2 separate regions of the Mus musculus genome follow, and region 2 is linked to region 1. A link is a contact called in ENCODE Hi-C or POLR2A ChIA-PET data. All regions are on one chromosome and are shown on one strand. The core of a region is the stretch at or near the end of the contact, and the rest is flanking DNA. Distances in the headings are between cores, read along the strand shown.

What was found. A loop is a pair of places that touch in the nucleus more often than their neighbours do. ChIA-PET counts read pairs that join two places held with the same protein, here RNA polymerase II (POLR2A).
Region 2: a map of heart shows a loop between it and region 1 (3-fold over the local background). The contact joins two enhancer-like sites. A Hi-C loop is called at or near these places in 13 of 37 maps with a recorded cell type or tissue (CH12.LX, gastrocnemius, heart and 4 more). POLR2A ChIA-PET finds 5 or more read pairs at or near these places in 4 of 5 experiments (Patski and embryonic stem cell).

Annotation. Positions count from the first base shown.
Region 1 is chr2:73,000,322-73,006,662 of GRCm38, reverse strand. No RefSeq gene overlaps it. Among named protein-coding and RNA genes, the nearest start is that of Gm39850, 5.5 kb to the left of the region's middle. Within about 2 kb of position 2,761, at least 2 of the 3 ENCODE cell types and tissues checked have a DNase peak (open chromatin) inside an H3K27ac peak, as active enhancers do; they include gastrocnemius and heart, where a contact is called at or near this core.
Region 2 is chr2:73,045,013-73,051,353 of GRCm38, reverse strand. No RefSeq gene overlaps it. Among named protein-coding and RNA genes, the nearest start is that of Gm39850, 39 kb to the right of the region's middle. Within about 2 kb of position 3,728, at least 2 of the 3 ENCODE cell types and tissues checked have a DNase peak (open chromatin) inside an H3K27ac peak, as active enhancers do; they include gastrocnemius and heart, where a contact is called at or near this core.

The DNA of each region.
Region 1 (6,341 bases), core at 1,512-4,011:
TAGCACATGCCATGATAAGGGCTTTTACATAATGAGACTGTTTACATATCGCCAAGAACACTTTGGAATATTACAAGGAAAAATATGATATGGCCAACGCAGTCACCAAATCCTGCATAGCCAATTATTAAAAGGTGATTACTTCCTGTGAGGGATGATATTTAAGCCTGGCATCTGTCTTGGAAGGTCTATTTCATTTTAAGTAGAATTAATAGTGAATATTTGAAACAGTTTATAAATCAATTTTATATTCACACACTCTCATATGATTTGTAGGGTAAGCCCTGGGCCCGGAACACTGATTCTTTCATCATGAAAAAAGAGAATTGTGAAATGGTTTGCCCAAAGTCCAAAAGCAGAGGCCATTATTGTTGTCATGATGATTATCATATTAATCCCTTGACACATGCCTCTCTGCTTTTTCTGCTCCTCCATGCTGTGCCTCACATGCTGTGCAAACTCCATCCCCTCCTCCCTCCCCCCTGTATTCCCCTCACGGACACCAGCAGTTCCCCCTCTGCCCTGAGCCAGGGAGAGGACTCCTTGTCTGTCTCTCACCAGTGTGGATGAGGGCTAGGAGCCTGACTTTGCCATCTGGCCCACTTTCAGGTTTTCATGGGGCCAGGCCTAGGTACAACTAGAGCCCGTTTTATATTTCATGTTTTTCTGGTTTCAAAAGAGAAAGAAAGAAAGAGAGAGAGAGAGAGAGAGAGAGAGAGAGAGAGAGAGAGAGAGAGAGAGGCAAGAAACCCTCTGCAGCAGGAATATTGTTCCAGGCAGGGTGTTTCCTGTCAGTTGCTCCAGTGGGAGGATCTGCCTTTAGGGCATTTCTGCTGGTAACCACAATCTGCAATCCTTCTGACAGGTTTTAAAGTCCTAACACAGCCAGTACTTCATGGGGAGTGTCTGACTCTTGACTAGTAGATAAGGCTGGAGATACAGTACAGACTTTATTCTTTTTTGTTGCTATTTTGTTTTTGTTTTTTGTTTTTTCCAGACAGGGTTTCTCTGTGTAGCCCTGGATGTCCTGGAACTCACTTTGTAGCCCAAGCTGGCCTCAAACTCAGAAATCTGCCTGCCTCTGCCTCCCAAGTGCTTTATTCTTAATGGTGGGAGGCACCCACATCTGCTCCTGCCGAGGAGTGCTGTTTGTTTGGATGCTGGAGAGAGAGAGGTGACGACCAGCACAGACCCGGCCTGACGCCTGATGTGTTGTGTTTGGTGTTGGGGTCCAACAGGTTGAACCTCTGCTGATTATCTGCCATCCTCTCTCATACTGGGTCTTTGCCAGGATTTCTTCTGGAAAAAAGCAAAAGAAACACATTCAAAAGTCTAGGTATCAAAACCGGGCAGTGGTCTGTCTTTGCCTTTAACCCAAGCACTTGGGAGGAAGAGGCAGCCTGATTTCTGAGTTTGAGGACAGCCTGGTCTACATTGTGGGTGAGCCCCAGGACAGCCAGGGCCACATAGAGAGACCTTGTTTCCAAGTCCACCACCCCACCCCCCAAAAAAGGTCAAGGTAATAGAAGTTTACTAAATCGGAGGCACAGGGTTATATGAATGGGGAGGGTTTTCTTCACACACACACACACACACACATACCCCGCTTAAAGAAAAACAAAACCAACCCCCAAATAAAACCGCTCACTCCTCTAGGGCTGGACAATATCCATGTTGCACATCTGCATCAATCTTGTGATGGACAAAGACCTGATATTTGGAAGCTCAGGTATCAGAGAGCAACGCCAGGGGAACCCAGAGATATTCAGCCACCTGAATGTAGACCAGTGGTACCTTCCTGTTGGGTATCCCTGATGGGGCACCTAACCAGGCAGCTCCCATGCCTTCAGGAGAAGGCCCGACTTTGAAAGTCTCACATTAGCAGTAAGAACATTCTTTCCCACAGAAACTTTGAGACATCTGGGGAGAGAGGCAAACAGAAAGAAGGGTGGAGGCAGGGAGACCTCTTCTCATGGACTAAGCCAAGGGTGCAAGAGCCGCATATCCCTGCCAGAGGAAGGCAGGCAGATGGCCAAGAAGCACTGACTAAGAACTAGGCAGTGGGGGCAGGCCCTTCCCCCTGCCCTTCCCCCTGCACAGCCACAGGCCTCGGAGTGCTGGTGTGGAAGGGGGAGTCCACCAGTTGCCTAAGTAACCAGGGATGTCTGGAGGGGGGGTGGGCAGAGTACCTCTGAGCTCCGTGTTTGCTTATTATTTCTCAACTGCACAGTGAGCATTTGGGGGGTCTGAAGGGATCGTGGGGGGTTGAGACTCTTAGGAGTTCCCCCTCCCACTCTACCCCACCCCAGCGGAGTCTTGGCCTTCCTGTGACCAGGAATAGATTACATCACACACCAGCAGCTGTGTGCCTCTCAAGCGCCTTAGGGCGCGCGCGCGAACACACACACACACACACACACACACACACACACACACACACACACACACAAATCATATTTGTTCTTGTCCCCTTTCAGCATAGACGTGACTTAAATTTTTCAATTGTCCTCTGCTGTACGGAAAGCGCGCATGTTCTCTTCCCAAAGTCTCTGCAACGCAGTTCCTGGGGCGACAGGGTCCTGCAATAGTTGTTTTCCTCTCTCTCACTCTGAAGCTTCATGGCACTTATATGTCAACTCCCAGAGCCTGGGAGGCCAGGTCCTCGGGCAGCAGCGAGAAGGTGACTTTATGCCTATCTACAAGCTGTGTACAGTCCCTATGTACAGAAGGGGAGGGGGGCTTAGCGCCTGCTTCACCACTTGGCACCTCCTCTGTTTTCAACCCCTTTCCTTCCTCCACCTAGCTGCGTTCCCCAGGCGCCTGACTCTATTTCCTGGCTCCCAGATATCTTTCGTGTGAGAACAGACAGAGGAATCTCCTGGGGTGCGTTTGGAAGGAAGGGAGTAAGCTGGGGTTTGGATAGCTTCCACTAGCAGAATCTACAGCGGTGGTTCTTAACCCGGCCGTACAATAGAATCATCTGGGAAGTGTTCAGAAAAATTTTTTAAAAAATTAAAAATTATTATTATTATTTTTAAATTGCACCGCTCGGCCCAGGCTCGGGGATTTCTGTTTAACAGGCCGGAACAAAGGTTTGTTTTTGTTTGAAAAGAGTTTTTCCTCTCTCAAAGGTATTTTCAAAAAACAATTCCCTGATGTCTCTGAGATGCCAACCACTGACTTCAAGGTGGGCAGAAGCATGGCAAAGACCCTGTGAGCCACACCGACACCCCGAGTGTGGTTTATCTGGTGGAAGCCTCTCAGGGCCAGGCAAGCAGCTGTGCTGGTCGGTGGAGCCCACTCTCTTGTGTGCCAGATGTGCCCTCTAACTGGCTTTGAACTTAGGGGAGGTGGTTCTGGGTGACAGGAATCCAGTTGTGAGGCACCAATAGAGGAAGTTAGCCACAGAGAAATATGACTTCAGCGCCCTGGCGGCGTGGGGCGGGGTGAGAGAAGGGAGATGGTTGGTTGTTTTTCTGCACATCTAAAATAAAATTCAAGAGGAGGGGTAGCGCTGAGGCCAAAGAAGGGAAGAAACGGGAAGTAAAACTGCAGATAGAATTGTGAGCAAAAAGGAGAGGATCCAGAAGGACGCACAGCCCCCCCCCCCGCGGCCCCCCCCCCCCCGCTTCCTCTCTCCCCTCCCCACACACCTGTTTCTTTGAAAGCTTTAGTGGGTTGGCTTTTAACTGAATCAATTACAAGTAGCCCTCCCTAGAAATGTGTCCCAAATCTCTGAGTGGCTCTAACTCTGGCAGCTGCTTTGGGACCGTTATTTCCGTGTCCCAGAAGAAGGGTATTTTAGGGATGAGGCCTTACCAGAAATATGAAGCCAGGGGAAAATAAAAAAAAAAAATGTTACAGAATTTCCAAAAATATTTTGATAGCCATGCAAGACTTTGGAGAGGCTTGAAGAAAACTCAGAGTGTGCTCAGTTAATGGGTGTCAAGTGGACTGACTCTTGTATTTCGGGTTATAGATTAGGGAGGCTTCCTGTGTTATGATACGCACAGAGCTGATACACACGTGACTGTACTGCACCTGCTTGTGTGTGAATTCCTATGAATGTGTGCATTTGTTTGTTTGCGACCTGTAATTTTAGTTCGTGTCATGGTTTGTGTATATGGGATAGATGATAAGTTTTATAATAGTAGAGGACGAAAGGAAACCCAGGGCAGTTAGTATCAGCTAAGACTGATAGGAAAGTCAAACAGAGAAGAATTTTTTTTAAAAATTAAATTATATGTATGTATTATATGTATGTGTGTGTTTCTGTGTATGGACATATGCTATTATATGTATGTGTGTGTTTCTGTGTATGGATATATGCACGTGGACATGGGTGCCTGAGGAGGCCAGTGGTGTTGGGGCCCATGCTAGGATTGCAGATGGTTATGAACTATCCAACATCAGTGCTAGGAGTTGAGGTGGATCTTCTGAGAAAACAGCATACACCCTTAAGCACTGGGGTGTTTTTCCAGCCCCAGAGATAGCTCGAGTTGGCGCTCTTTATCTATGAAGGTTAGGCTCTACATCTCAAGAATCGAAAGGGCCCTGCCCAACTGAGGTCATCCAGCAATCCTAGCTTGTTCCTTCCGAGTTCTTTCCTGGGCCTGACTGGGGGCTCATTTGCTCCTACAGCCTGCTAGTCTCTGCTTTCTCCACCCTCCAACAGCTCCCGTCTCTTGAACTACTTAGAAAAATGTACAAGAGCCAGGCTTGGTGGCGAATGCCTTGAGTCCCAGCACTCAGTAGGCAGAGGCAGGGAGTTCTTTGTGAGTTTGAGGCTTGGTCTACATGATGAGTTCCAGGACAGACAGGAATACATAAAGAAACTCTGTGTCAAAAAATAAAAACAAAACTTAAAAATGAAAAGATACAAGATATTCTTTGTATTGTATCCTGTAGTGCGAATTCTGAAATTTTGGTTTCTTGTTTTTTTGTTTTTGTTTTTCCAGACAGGGTTTCTCTGTGTAGCCCTGGCTGTCCTGGAACTCACTCTGTAGACCAGGCTGGCCTCGAACTCAGAAATTCGCCTGCCTCCCAAGTGCTGGGATTAAAGGCATGCGCTACCACATCTGGCTGAAATTTTGGTTTCTTTAAAAAATCCAGAAATAAAAGCCAGGCTGTGGTGGACTCACCTTTGATTCTAACAGTAGGGAGGCAGAGGTAGGTGAATCTGTGAGGCTTTTTTTTTTTTGGACAGGGTTTCTCTGTATAGCTCTGGCTGTCCTGGAACTCACTTTGTAGACCAGGCTGGCCTTGAACTGAGAAATCCACCTGCCTCTGCCTCCCGAGTGCTGGGATTCAAGGCATGCGCCACCTGGTTTACAGAGTGAGTTCCAGGACAGCCTGAGCTGCACAGAAAAACCCTGTCTTAAGAAACCAAAAAGAAAAAACCCCATGGAAATGTTATAAGAACATGCTTTTGTTTTAATCCCAGGAATGGGGAGATGGGGCTGCTTCGGACTGTCCACAGCAGCAGACTATGATTTGCCTGTTGTCCCAGCAGAGGTGTGTGTGTGTGTGTTTTGTTTTGTTTTGTTTTGTTTTGTTTTTTGTTTTTTTTTTTTTTTTTACAGCTGCAGATAGTTTCTGAGATTGTGGGAACTTTCAGAAGGTAAATAAATGCTAGAGCCCCCACTACATGGGGTGGGTGGTTGTTGGCTGTGCAGGGGGAAGGAATAGTTTCTATTTGTTAGTAGTCATGCTACTAACAAAGAAGAAACAAGAAGAAAGAAATTAGGTTTAGAGATCTCTATCTCTCTCTTCCCCTTATTTCCTTTATTCTCTTCTATCTAGAGATAGGGAGTGAAATGGGGGAGGGGGTAAGGGTGAGCAGGAGAAGAACCCACAAAGTAGCAATGACAGCTACAACATCTTCATCTTAGCGTCAGAGAACTTTGCCTCTTCCCTGTGGTCTGGCAATAAAGCTATTTTATGAGTTCTCATTTTAATTAGTATAAGCTATTCATTGTTTGTTTAATATTTGTTATAATATACTCATTGTTTCTTACTAACATCTAAGGACAGCAGAGCACAGGGTACAGTTTTGTAAATAAAGCAAAATAATATTCATTATGCCCTGGGGTTTTGCAGATGTGGATTAAGAATTAGTATACTGTCAGGATACCTGTCTTTGGGTCCTGTGCATGTTAATAAATATCTGCTCATCAGTCAACTTGTCCAGACAGCCACATCTGTTGAACTGATTGTGGATCAAAGTGGCTGGAAGGCAGGCTTTGCTTATCTCATCAGAGGAGGTTTGCATACAGGTGATAAACATTTCCACAGAGGGACGTTAGAGTACAGGATCTGAGACATCTGCTCTTCTCATCAGC
Region 2 (6,341 bases), core at 2,479-4,978, 44 kb before region 1:
CTATCAGGCGTTTTTCCTAAGTAGGGTCTAAATACTCCTAATCTCTGAGCCCCAGGAAAGACTGCCCCTTCTCTGCCTCCTTCCTTAGGTCTTTTCTCTGAGTTTTCTTTCTTTTTTCTTAGATTTATTTATTATTATACATAAATTCATTGTAGCTGTCTTCAGACACCCCAGAAGAGGGCATCAAATCTCATTATGGGTGGTTGTGAGCCACCATGTGGTTGCTGGGATTTGAACTCAGGACCTTTGGGAGAGCAGTCAGTGCCCTTACCCGCTGAGCCATCTCACCAGCCCCTTCTCTGAGTTTTCAATCCTCAGATGAGGTCTTTTGCTAGATTTCTGGGGCAGAAAATTTACTTCCCTTCCACTTAGTCCTTACAGCCTCCCGGGGAGGCCTAAAAATCGCACATTTCTTCTGTACGAGCCATGGTGATTCTCATGACCTAATTCGGATGTTGTTTTTCAAATTGCTTACTTATTAGCTAAATTAGATAATTTACTTGAGGTATGTATCTTAAGAAAGAAATTTATTTCTGCTTTTAAAAAAGATCTGGCCTTCGAGTAAAAGACAGCAGTGACAACACGGGGTACGGTGGACATTTTAAGGCTCCTCAGAACATCCATCTAGTAAATCTGCGCATGCGCCACATCCCTAGGCACTGAGCTCTGGCAATGTATACAATGTACTTATCCCTGCAAGGACTTGCAGTCTAGTGAGGGCTGGCCAACAGTTTCAACATTTATAAATTTGGCTTTAAAAGAAGTAGAAACAAAACCTGTGGCCTGGATCTCTTACCTCAGCCCCTCTACGTGTTGATGGATCTCCCACCTCACGTGTTAACATTCCAAGCTCACTATCACACCAGGCTGCTGAATTTGGCTTTCAAATATCTCTCACCTCTGAAGTTCATTCACCCTCGCCAGCCTCCTTCTGTGTATTGTATCTGGACCCTCAAGTGCTTGTCCATTGATAACTAGTTCATATTCTAAAAGAAAAAAAGAAAAGAAAAGAAAAAAAGAACACTAAGCATAGCTCTTAACTGAGGCTTTCGGAGAAAAGCTTGAAGATACCAGAGAGGCTGGTCCTTCTGACTAAGCCACAGACCAAACTAGAGTGGAAGTGAGAGACCAGGGAGGGAGGACAGAAGACGTGTGTGCCAGGTGTGGCTTTAATACTTCTAGCAAGAACCCTTCTCTGTGGAAAAACAGCCTCCAGCCTCCATCTGCACTGGCAGAAGGTGAGCATCTGGCTGTTCCTGGAGGACGGTCTGTTGAGTAAGTCAGTGGAGATGGCAGTCAGCACACTGATGGGACAGTGCAGAGGTCTTGGGGTGTGACAGTAATAGAGGCAACCTTACTCGGTTGCCACTCAGTGGTGTAAACCCAAGTGCAGAATTCAGTTACCACAGAAGCTCAGAGACAGGTGTGTAGTTCTCTATGAGACTGTAGTCGAAACTCTATGAGGAAAACATTTTCATGGTACATAAACGCGGAGAGACGGCTGCAAAAGAGCCTTCTCTCATCAGATAGTCCGGCCGCCACCACGGACTTCTCGCTTTATCTCTTGTTGTTAATTCCTGAAACGTTTAAAAACAGACTTCAGACATTGTAGTTCATCGTCAAATATTTTCACACACACTCTTTTAAAAAACATTTTATTTTAAAAGTATACATATATGTGTGTATTTCTTGGTATGTGTGTGCATGTGAACACATACAGGCACCCAGGAAGGCTAGAAGGTGTCAGGTCTCCTGGATCAGGAGTTACAAGTGGTTACGGGACACTTAATGCGTATTTTGGAACCCAAAATCTGGTCCTCTGGGAGAGCAGCACATGCTTAAACCACTGAGTCACCTCCAACCCTGCACATATGCCTTTCAAAAGCCTTTGTCTTGCACAATCCTAATAGCGTTATCATACACACACAACTTAATGATCTCAAAATATTTTTAATATACTGTCCCAATTTTAAATTTCCTGATCATCTCAAAATATCTCCTCACAGTTGGTTTAAATTAGGATCCAAAAAAGGTTTCCATATTGCACGTGTCTGCTTTGTCTCTGGCTCCTTGAGCAATCAGATTGCAGTATTAACCAAGAGGCTGCCTTCACACTCCCATCATCACCCTATCCTAAGCTTCAGCTACAGTCTCCAAGCCCCTCCCAGGCCCCTCCCAGTAATCCACAAAGTCAGACCCAGAACAGCCAGGGCCCGGGCAGCGAGCTTTGGCATGAAACTCAAACCTCCTGGATTTTCAAGGTCCAGGCAAGAAACCATGAAATCTGGGAAATAAAAACAAAACAAAACAAAACAAAACTTGGGAAGTTGGTTCTGTTCCTGGACTTCTACCAGGCCAGAGGAGGGGGCAGGGGCCGGGCACCGGAGAGCAAATGCACTCGGTAGGTGTAGACCCCCGTGGTTTCTCTGGAGGAAGCACAGTTTGTGGTTGGTGCTGCAGAGCTGGGAAGTCGTGTTCCTTAGAATTCCCTGCTGAGCGTGGTCCCTGAACAATGGGAAGGACCGTCCATCTGTTCTGGATTTGTTTCTCTTGGTAACAAATTTCCTGACAAAATCAACTTAGGGGAGAAAGGGTTTGTTTTTAGATCATAAGTCCAGGTTACAGTCCATCGTAGCAGGAAGTCAAGGTGAAAACACAGAGTCAAGATTGTGACCAGCGGGGCTGGAGAGATGGCTCAGCGGTTAAGAGCACTGACTGCTCTTCCGAAGGCCCTGAGTTCAAATCCCAGCAACCACATGGTGGTTCACAACCATCCGTAATGAGATCTGACTCCCTATTCTGGAGTATCTGAAGACAGCTACAGTGTAACTACAAATAAATAAATATTAAAAAAAAAAAAAGATTGTGACCAGCAGAGAGAAACAAAAGCAGGAATGTTTCTTGTTCGCTTAGCTTAGCTACTAGCTTCTAGTTACTTATTTTTCTGAAGATTTTTATTTTATTTTATTTTATTTTATTTTATTTTATTTTATGAGATAAGGTCTTGCTATATAGTCTTGGTTGGCTGGAAAATAGCCTCCCAGACAAAGCTAGCCTCTAATTCACAGAGATCTTGTATCAGCCCAGAAGAGGACCAGCCCTGTGTGTGACCTTCTCTGCAGCGGGACAGGTGTTCACAGGCATACTTTTCCATTTCCCTCTGAAAGTGGACCATGTGTTCAGCTTGTCATGGTCCCGACGTCCCCCCTCCTCCCATGTTGGAAATGACCATCTAAAGAGTTGCATTTCTGTAGAAGATACAGAACCTAAACTTTGTCCCCTTTACTGTATTCAGGCTGAAACATGCCCCTGGAGTCCCTGGCCCAGAACTAGCAATGCTAGTGAGCCCCTGCTCCCTGGGGGTGGAGGTGGGGGAATGGGAGGGGGAGAGAGAGAGAGAGAGAGAGAGAGAGAGAGAGACAGAGAGAGAGACAGAGACAGAGACAGAGAGAGAGAGAGAGAGAGAGAGAGAGCTTAGGGTGGACAGCTGAGTTCTTGGGCTCCTTTCCATAGCTGGGTAGGTCTCCGTCTTGTGTCTGTGTGGAAACTTGTTCCTGAGGATCAATCACATTAAGGGGGATGGTCCCCTTTAATGACCCACTTAGTCTTTGGCTCTGGTCCTCGCTTGATGGGCGTTGGTGGCAGCGACACCGGAAAGCTGTGCTCTTGGGAAGATATCCCGGGGGACCCTAAGATGCTGGCCGCAGGAAGGTGTGGGGATGCTGGGAATGTTCTGCTGGGCTGGCTTCCACGTGGAGCCTGCAGATCTTGGCAACTGGCGATCTGGCCTGCATCTGATGACTTTTATCAGCAAGGCATTCAGAAAATTTCTCCACCAGAGAACATGTTGACCCTCTGAAGATGGGAATGCGGCGCGGGTTGCCTGTTTGAAGACATTCTGGGTTTTGAGGAGACCCCAGATAAGCCTCAGAACGCGAGCCAAGCAGGCGGAGAAGCAGCTCCTCTGCCGAGTCTCCGAATCTTCCACAGCCTTCCATTTTACGTGTTTACCAATTCCGAAAGCAGATCCAGCTGTTGGGAGGAATTGCTTCCAGATGACATTATGGGAAAGGAAAACACGTATTATAAAAGAGCTGCAGAATAAAAACCAGAACATGTACACTCTGCGGGCCAAGGTTTCATATGGACTGTTTCCTGGTATTGCGCAATAGGCCAGCTCCAGGGAGATGTTGTAAGAGCGGTGAGAATAGGCAGGCTCCTGTAGTTAGGCCAGAGTGCCGCTGGACTTGGCCCAATTTGGTGGTGGGGTGAGATGGGCTCGCTTGACCCTGTTGGGCTGTCACCCTGTTCTCAAACCTCGCTTCCCACCTTCGCTGAGATTCCTAAGAAAGCCCTAAAAAAAAAAAAAGTCAGTGTGCAGAATCACCATTGAAAAGCAAGGATATTTTGCCTCTGAAAATGGGAGGCGTGTCTTCGTCCCCCTTCCCCCAGCACAGAATCTGCTGCGCTGGCTTTCTTAAAGATTTTAGAAGCTCCCTAACGAGCTGGAATTAAAGTGTCCCTTTTACTAATTTCGTTTTACAGGTCACTGGATAAACCTTCTTAGAGTGGTTTGGAAGAGGATTAGGACGGTTGTGCCTCTTCCAAGTTGACTTTCCAGGCAGGGTCAGTCAGCAGCTGGAGGCTCCACTGGCCTGCGGCCAGAGCTCCAAGAAGCTGCAAGTTTTTAAGGCCTAGTGAGCACAATGGGGCTGGTCGATCGTTTTAAAATGGAAATGCTTAAATGTAGGACACCCCCTCTCAAATGTGCGGATCCAGAGAGACCTCAGAAAGCCCAGCATCCCAGTTCCTAAGGAGAATAGAAACCACCATAACCAGATAGTTACTTTTGCTGCCTCAACCTTGAACAGTGGTCTTAACCCTTAGTGGGGTAAAGTGAGCTTTAGAAGTGATCCAATTATCTTAAAAATGGAGACAGGGACTCAGACAGGCACTGTAACCATTAGCATAGGTGCTCTGTATGTAGCAATGGAAGCCAGCCAGCAGTTAAGAGGACTGGTGGCCCTTGCAGAGTATCACAGGTTTGGTTCTCAGCACCAGCATGGCAACTCACAACTGTCCATAGCTCCAATTCCAGGGGATCTGATGACCTGTCCTGACCTCCCCAGGCACCAAGCAGCCTTGCGCATGGTGCTCAGACATTCGTGCAAGCAAAACACACAAAATAAATGAGTTTAAAAATACATTTTTTAAAAAGTTAAAATGAGGTGGGGCAGTGGTGGCACATGCTTTTAATTCTAGCACTTGGGAGGCAGAGGCAGGTGGATTTCTGAGTTTGAGGCCAGCCTGGTCTACAGAGTGAGTTCCAGGACAACCAAGGCTACACAGAGAAACCCTGTCTCAAAAAAAAAAGTTAAAATGAAATAAAAAAGGAAGGGAGGAAGGAAGGAAGGAAGGAAGGAAGGAAGGAAGGAAGGAAGGAAGGAAGGAAGGAAGGAAGGAAGGAAGGAAGGAAGAAAGAGAGAGAGAGAAATTGAAGCCAGGCATGGTTGTGCATGCTTGTAATCCCAGCACCAGAGAGTGAGGCAGGAGAACCAGTCGTGTGAGTTCATCTGGGGTTACATGACATGACTCCATCCAAAAAACGTTTCCATTCTCACTAGTCACATTTCACGTGCCACATGCAGCTAGTGACAACTGTATGAGACAACATAAATTCAAGGCTCTCTCTATTTCACAGCTATTTATACCATGCCGAGACAGTGAACAAAGTTTTCAGTATCTCTGCCTCCTGAGGTTTATGTCCTCTGGAAGAAGAAAAAAAATGAAAGCTGAGTAGACCAGAACACTAGCAAAAGCACTAGCCATCGTAATAGTAAGGTGCTTTTGCTAATAATTATGGTCCAGGCTGGGAACTAATGACAAGCTCCAAGTAATTAAGATGTTCATAATGGGGGGAATCACCAACAACAGCAATCAAGGAGAGCATCAAGGAGTGGTGCTGTGCCCAGTTGTTCTCCAGCCCTGACAGGGCAAAAGCCGGGACAGTTAGAGCTGCTGGGACAAAGCTGACCCTCGGGACTATGGTTTCCATTAGAGACATGCTCACCTAGGGGCATGCTGATGGATAAGGGTCCTACAGACTCCATGGCTATTCTCATCCCTTCCCAATGCTCCTGTTCCTGCCAAGCCCCAGGGGAGCCAGAAGCAGGGTGAAGCATAGTGAACCCAGAGGGACAGAGGATGTAACACAGTCCTCCAGACTATGAAAAGGGAAGGGGTGCCAGTAACAAACAGCTAAGAGGTACAGAGTTAACAGAGGGGTCAGGTCAGGGGACAAACAAGAATTTGTTTGGTGTCTCTCCTCTGTCTTTCTGCCC